Regions from separate parts of the Homo sapiens genome. Here all the other regions are linked to region 2. A link is an interaction called in ENCODE POLR2A ChIA-PET data of the cell type or tissue named here. Cell type or tissue: OCI-LY7. All regions are shown on one strand.

Evidence for each region. Peaks named below come from ENCODE experiments on the same cell type or tissue, not always from the same donor. Only the 100,000 strongest peaks of a DNase experiment are listed, where the experiment ranks them.
Region 1: POLR2A ChIA-PET joins it to region 2 with 7 read pairs; 7 of 35 experiments call an interaction of 5 or more read pairs at or near these places.
Region 3: POLR2A ChIA-PET joins it to region 2 with 6 read pairs; 2 of 35 experiments call an interaction of 5 or more read pairs at or near these places.

Annotation. Positions count from the first base shown.
Region 1 is chr1:220,011,205-220,013,704 of GRCh38, reverse strand. All of the region lies in intron 12 of EPRS1 (glutamyl-prolyl-tRNA synthetase 1), which reads left to right. Among named protein-coding and RNA genes, the nearest start is that of EPRS1, 34 kb to the left of the region's middle. In OCI-LY7, a CTCF peak has its summit at 1,216; a DNase peak (open chromatin) is centred at 1,254.
Region 2 is chr1:220,085,243-220,087,742 of GRCh38, reverse strand. The region is part of intron 1 of BPNT1 (3'(2'), 5'-bisphosphate nucleotidase 1); the gene reads left to right. Among named protein-coding and RNA genes, the nearest start is that of BPNT1, 3.3 kb to the left of the region's middle. RefSeq lists an enhancer at 1,187-1,306. In OCI-LY7, CTCF peaks have their summits at 1,187 and 1,393 (motif pointing right); DNase peaks (open chromatin) are centred at 902 and 1,382; H3K4me3 peaks cover 2,500 bases; H3K27ac peaks cover 2,500 bases.
Region 3 is chr1:218,301,709-218,304,208 of GRCh38, reverse strand. It overlaps RRP15 (ribosomal RNA processing 15 homolog), which reads right to left. Exons shown (of 5, transcript NM_016052.4): 2 at 1,650-1,915. Among named protein-coding and RNA genes, the nearest start is that of RRP15, 18 kb to the right of the region's middle. In OCI-LY7, no CTCF peak of the experiment used is centred here; no DNase peak of the experiment used is centred here.

The sequences.
Region 1 (2,500 bases), 74 kb after region 2:
AATTACTGCTTTGTTGTTTTCTAGCTTGCTCTGTCTTTCTTCTCAAGCTCTGCAGGTAAGATTTAAGTGAAGCATCAGTGAACTAAATTTAGCGCCGTGGAGTTGTGAAGTAAGTGTTACTGGCAGAGCTGAATCATCATTCTTTGGACATTCTCCTACTCTTCACTAACTTAGCATTTTTTTTTTCAAAGCAGGTTCTGTTTTAAAAAAAATAAGCTAGATTTATTTGCATGATTCTTTGGAGAAAGAGCCTTATTTTAGGAGTGAATTGTACGTGGTAAAGAAAAGAAGGGAGAAATGGATGAAGGGGAAAGAGATGTGGGGTGATTAGTTATCTCAATATCCCTTCGACAATACCGTGATCCTTGTTTTCTCAGCCTGAGTTTTCATCTTGATAGGAAACTAGTACTTTATTTTTCTGTATCATAGTTAAATGGAATATATCTATAAATAGTTTTTTCCTTGATAGTGGTAGGAGACATTTCAAGAGCTTACTTTGCATTAACCTCACTAGTTTTCTTCTAGCTTTTATTTAAGTGTTAAGATTTTAACTTTTCAGTCAAGGCAGAAGAGTCACAGGTTTAAGATGTTCATTTTAGAGCTGTTGTCAATCTCTATGAACCCTTATTGACTGCTTTAGTTTTAAAATGTATGTATTTCAGTAGTATAATATAATTTTTCCCAACTCTCATCTCAACCCCTTGCATCTGTTCTCAGCTAATAAAGTATGTAGAGACTTCTCTCCCCACTCCACAAATCAGGAGACTTCCTTCCAGTGAAAGTTTTCTTGAAAATTAAACCCCAATAAATAAAACAAAAACATAGCTGTTCTGGTTGAAGTATGTGAAGGGGATCTGGAGGCCCTCTGGTCCTTCCCCCTTCACTTAGTGCTACCAGAATTAAACCCCAATAAATAAAACAAAAACTTAGCTGTTCTGGTTGAAGTATATGAAGGGGATCTGGAGGCCCTCTGGTCCTTCCACCTCCACTTAGTGCTACCAGGGCACCTCTTTGAAATATTTAGGACTCTTTGGAGTAATTTGAAAACCACTGATCCAGAGACTTTTAGAATTGCATATTTTTAGAGCTAAAAATACCTTTTAAGTCTTTGAATCCAAGTTTCCCAAATATGCCTGATCCTAACCATCCTATGGAATGCTTGTTAAAAATTAGATTTCTGAAATTTACTTCAGACCAAGTTGTCTCAGAATCTGTGCTAACAACTGCCCCAAGTGGTGATTAAAATTAGTCAAGTATAGGAAACATCCTGCTCCTTTTGGCAGCGGAGGAAACAGCTGCAATGAACTAAGTTTCTTAGGCGGGGTTGTCTAGTTTTAGTTTTTTTAAAGAAATTATGTCTTACTGACTTAAATACTGAACTGAGTAGTCAGTCACGAATTAAATCTTTGATTATTCCAGCCCAGTAGAAGCTGAAAGGAGAAATCCTTAGCTAGTAAGAATGAACTTTAAGCCTCAAGGAAGGAATGAAACAGTAAACTTGAAAAAGGCTGGTACTGATTTAGTATTAGCATGAAATATAAGCAGATGAGGATTAGCAGATGAGGAGAAGTTAAATAGCTTTTCAAACTTTGCGTGAATGACCTCTCTGAGGATGGCTTCCTCTCTGAGTTCATTCAGAATTTCCACGATATCATTCTTTTTAGAAGCTGAAAACTACCTTCAACACTGACAAAAAAAACCAACCCAATAATGGCAACAATGGAAAAATAAAAACAAATTTAATTATACCACTGTTTTCTGCATTCTTCTAATGAGAAAAAATAACTTCCATTACTTAGCTGTTTGACTCTGCTTTCATCTACATTTTTCTCACATGTGCTTTATATATAGTGTCTAAACATTGCTCTTGTGATTGGTCATCATGACTAATTTTACACTGAACAGTGAAGTGAGAAAAATACATCAGCTCCAGAAGGGGATGCTACTGATGATTTGGAAGTAGAATAGGTTAGAGCATAATGTGTATGACCATTTATTGAGGCAATCTGCAAATATTTATTGATTACCTATATGAGACAGACCCTAGCTAGGTACTGGGAATATACTGAGAATATACTGGTCTATATATACTGGCCTCTACATATAGCATGTAAACCAGTAGAAATGTCATTTATACTTTTAATCTATAGAATTGCCTTATTATAGTGACCGAATGCTATTCTGCTTTTGATGGTGATGTGTTACCCTAACACTGATTAAAGAAAACAATACTGAAACAAAAATATCCATATTCTCTTAAAATGGGCTTGTCCAAACTATAAAATTGAATATCACATTTACCTTTAGGATTAAGATATAACCCCACTGGAAAACTTTTCCTTGCCTTCTAATACCAGATTTTAAAATTATTTTCAAAATAACTCTAATATTATGCTTTAATTGGTTTCTTTTCACCTGCCAGTAGCTATTCTTGTGAAAGAAGTCTAAATCCTTCATGTAGTCTTGGTTTACAGTTGTTCTCTTTTTTCTGCTTAATGGT
Region 2 (2,500 bases):
TTTGCTCATTTTTCTATTGGATTATTCAGCTTTTATATACTGATCTTTTACAAATTAAGTCATTTGTCTGGTATGTGATACAATATTTTTTTCTCATTTTGTCAAGTACCTGTTTATTTAGTTTATGGTATTTTGGCCATGTAGAAGTTTTAATTTTATTTTTATTTATTGATTGATTGATTTTGAGACGGAATCTCGCTCTGTCACCCAGGCTGGAGTGCAATGGTGCAAATGATCTCAGCTCACTGCAACTTCTACCTCCCAGGTTCAAGCAATTCTCCTGCCTCAGCCTCCTGAGTAGCTGGGATTACAGGCGCGTGCCACCAAGCCCGGCTAATTTTTGTATTTTTAGTAGAGACAGGGTTTCACCAAGTTGGTCAGGCTGGTCTTGAACTCCTGACCTCGTCATCCGCCCGACTTGGCCTCCCGAAGTGCTGGGATTACAGGCCACCGCGCCCAGCAACTCTTAGTTTTATAGAGTCAAATTTATCAATAGAATATTTTATGGATTCTTGGTTTTATGCTTAAAGGGCATTTACCAAGCTTATGAAGTTTATAATTTTTATTTCCATGCTTTTATGGTTTCTTTTTTTACTTTTATAAACCATGCATTGAAATGTATTTATATCAAAATGTATTTATATCAAAATATCAAAAGAATGCAAAAAGGACTCAACTTTTTTTTTTTTTTTTTTTGAGACGGAGTCTTGCTCTGTCGCCCAGGCTGGAGTGCAGTGGCACCATCTCGGCTCACTGCAACCTCCGCCTCCCAAGTTCGAGCAATTCTCCTGCCTCAGCCTCCCAAGAAGTTGGGGTTACAGGCGCCCGCCAATATGCCCGGCTCATTTTTTTTTTTTTTTAAGTTTAGCAACTCAGGCCGGGCGGAGTGGCTCACACCTGTAATCTCAGCACTTTGGGAGGCAGGCGGATCACAAGGTCAGGAGTTCAAGACTAGCCTGGCCAACATGGTGAAACCCCATCTCTATTAACAGTACAAAAATTAGCCTGGCATGGTGGCTTGTGCCTGTAGTCCCAGCTACTCAAGAGGCTGAGGCAGGAGAATCGGCTGAACCCGGGAGGCGGAGGTTGCAGTGAGCCGTGATCTCGCCACTGCACTCCAGCCTGGACAACAGAGTGAGACTCTGTCTCAGAAAAACTTTAGCAACTCAGACCAGGCATGGTGGCTCATGCCTGTAATCCCAGCACCTTGGGAGGCCGAGGAGGGTGGATCACTTGAGGTCAGGTGTTCGAGACCAGCCTGGCCAATGTGGTGAAACCCCATCTCTACTAAAAATATAAAAAAATTAGCCAGGCGTGGTGATGCGTGCCTGTAGTTCCAGCTACTCAGCCATATGAGGCAGGAGAATCGCTTGAACTCTAGGGGGCGGAAGTTGCAGTGAGCCGATATCAGGCCACCGCACTTTAGCCTGGGCGACAGAGCGAGACTACATATCAAAAAAAAGAAAAAGTATTTAAAAGTTTAGCGACTGCCCTGCCATTTATGCAAAATTGAATTTCCCCCATGATTTGAAACACTACCTTTAGTGTGTTCGGTTCTATTTCTGCAATTTATTTCCTTAGTTTGTCTCACTAGCCAAACTTTTATATCATATGTTGATTAAATCATATTTTATCATATTTTGATAATTGATAAGGGGAGTACCTCTGTTCATAGTTCTTTTTCCAGAATTTGCTCCATTATGCTTACATTTTAATTTTTTCAGATGACCTTGAACATTATCATCAGGCCAAGTTCCAAAATATAAATAATTTTAGTATTTTGACTTGGAACTCATCATTTTTAGATCCTAATCCTCATATGGTCACAATCGTTATATGAGAAGAAACTAATGTTTGATTCCTGTTGTTTTTTTCCATCCTTCTGAACTAGCCCTTTGGCAGTTGTAAAGACTTCTCAAGGATAGGTATTAGGTTGATGGCCTTAAGTGTTATACAGCTTTTTTTCTTGTCTACTCTCCAAGCCTAAAGCTCAGAATGTTATGAAGAAAAGCCTGAACTATACTCTGATTGAGGGTCATGTTGATTATCATTTTGTATTCTCAAGGTCAGAATACTGTTGGAGAAACTACAGGAACTTTTTGCCCTTAACACTGCCCTAATGTCCCTGCAAAATAACCGAAATAAGGACAATCATAATAATGGTTAGCCAGTATTATTTGGTGTTTACCTTGTGCCAGGTAAAGCGCTTTCTTTACACGTGTTACTCATTTAATAATTACAGCAGCCCTATACTATGAGTACTATTGTCTCCATTTTACAGATTGGGGCACAGAGAATTTAAGTGGTTTTCTCAAGGTCCACAGCTGAGCCAGGATTTGAACACAGGTAGTGGGCTGCAGAGCCTGTGCCCTTAAGCACTGTGCTGTTTTAGATTAGGCTTTCAGAAAGACACCTTCACAAGAGTGTTTTAAGGCCCAGAAGATGTAAAACTGGTAGAGAAAGAAGTACAATGGTGTTATTTGAACTGCTTTAAGAAAGT
Region 3 (2,500 bases), 1.8 Mb after region 2:
AAATTTCTTTTTTTATCTATGCCTTTACTCTTCTATTTCTCATTTTGTATTAATGAAAGTGTCTAATCACAGTAAAACCAAATTCTTGCGCTCACTATAAAGATTAGCCTGATAGCTTTCTAAAGTAATAGATTATTCTCCTAACCAGACAATTCATTTTAGTGGTCATGAAATTCACTGTCAGATTATGACAGGAATTTTTTTTTAAAATCTTACTTTTAAGTTTGAAACAGTCAATTCTTAATTATATTCCGTACTCAAAGGATAATATGTATGCTTAATCCTGAAACATTCTTAACTCTGAAATTTGTTTTTGTATTTATGATTAGAAATAAGTAGCTGATATATTGGAAAACCATAATAGTTAAATTAGGAAATAATAATTTACATATTCTCTTCTAAGAAATACACACAAAGAGCATTTGTAGCTGCCATGTCTTGCTTCTGGTATCAATACATGTGCTTTCATGCATTATGGAGACAGTATCATCTCTAGCACTCAAAGCTTTGGCCTAGAGCAGAGTTACAGACTCATTCCTCTTGGCTTCAAAATGTTCTTACCCTCACTAGAACTCTGAGACCAGAGGAAATCAAAGATTCTGATATTTTTGAAGCCTCTTCTAGCATTTGCCAGATAATAAACAAAGATTCAAATTTTCAGTTGAAAAGCTATCCATAAGATTTAAAGACAAAACTTACCTTAAATAAAGTACAATAAGAATATTGAATTAATAATAGAGTATGCTGTGTTTCTAAGAGCAATACTTAAAAATTTCCACCTTTCACACAGAGCAACCAGTATTAAGAACAAAGAAAACATTCATCTTGAAACAAGAAAAGGAGATGGTAAACATAAAAGGAAATATATGTCAGTTCAAACCTATGTTTCTTTCATTTTTACCTATGAAGTGACTTTGGGAATTAGTACTTCTATGCTGCCAGTACATTTGTAGAAAGTTATTTTTCTTTAATTAAAAAACATGCTTAATTTAGTAACCAAGTATTTTAGACAGAGATCATCAAGTACAGGTGATATGAAAGCCTTATCATGGATTTTTAGCTTTTATAATAAACCACAAATTTATGTACAACTTTTGGCCTTTAATTAATAGATTATACCTAGTCTAACAACTATCATCAGTAGTTCAACAAAAGCATAATGAATTCAAATTTATCCAACACTGATTTGTATCTAACACTGAAATAATCCGTTTTCAGAACTACAACCAATCCTTGAGTTACGACATTGTCACAGATTCCTATTGTAAAATAAGTTTTGGCAAAAAAAAAAAGTAACTAACATGCTTCTTAGTTCACAACCTAATAAAGTCAGCAAACAGACAGCTAAAACAAATAAAATAGGCTCAGGAATCACTACCATGTGTATAATTACTTGATTTTAAAAAGATGTTTCCTCAGCGTTTACATTTCTATTACTTTGCCTTTGCATAGATGATTAAAAAGTGAACATGCTCAATGGAATAATTTAGACTAAATTCCTAAACATAACCTTAGTTATCCACCTTCACATAAAAAACAAGTTAAAAACTGGAACGTTAATTGGTCAAACACTGCAAGAAACAGTTCGGTCAAGATAAGAGCTAGCCTAGACAAACAATCTAATCTACAAGAGAACTGGTGGAACATACCTGTTTTATTTTCTCTAGTCTTTCTTGCTTTAACTTTTCTTTTTCCTTTTCCAGCTTCTTATTTTTGACCAGAATAGTAGGTTTACTTTCAGGAGTTTTCTTGTTGAGGACTTTAGCCATAGCATCTGCCCAGCCCATATTAGTCCCAACACTTGATTCTCCATCATTTTCATTTTCTTTGTCACAGGGCTCAGCATCACCCTCACTGTCAGCTTCTATTGCGTCATCATCAGAATAAAAGTGGTCCTTTTCCGATCCACAGCTTCCTATAGAACCAAAGAGTAAAGGCAAATTAAACTTTAATATCCTAGGCAGAGGCTGCCAAGGCCCCCCGAACCCTTCCTGGAGCTCTGCCTGTCCCCATTTTTGCAAGGGGGGTACTTTTCTGAGTCCCACAGCTACAGTAATGATGAAGAGCAATAGGACCATCTATCCCATTGCCATCAGCTCCCAGAGACCTCGCCCAGCCACATATACAGGGGATGTCACAGCAGCTTCCAAACCCAGGACCCAGGCAGCAGAAACAAATCCAACAGCCTCTGCCACGTCCTTATTGTCAAAATGGTGACAGATGTTGGCATGGAGTTGGTGCAAGGTATATTCAAGTACACAAACCTTAATTGTGTCACTAAACTAATGGAAGGGGCTAATGAAGGTTATTAAAACAAATAACAGAAAACTTTAATAAGAAAAAGGTACAGTATTATCAGAATAAATCTTCTAAGGGATTTGTCCCAGATATTTAAAATTCTGAATTTGTATGCAGAAAAAAAGCCTAAAACTAAAAATCAGCCTCATGTAAAAGAATTTGCATATAACATTAGAAAATTGGGCATTTTAACATTTTTGGA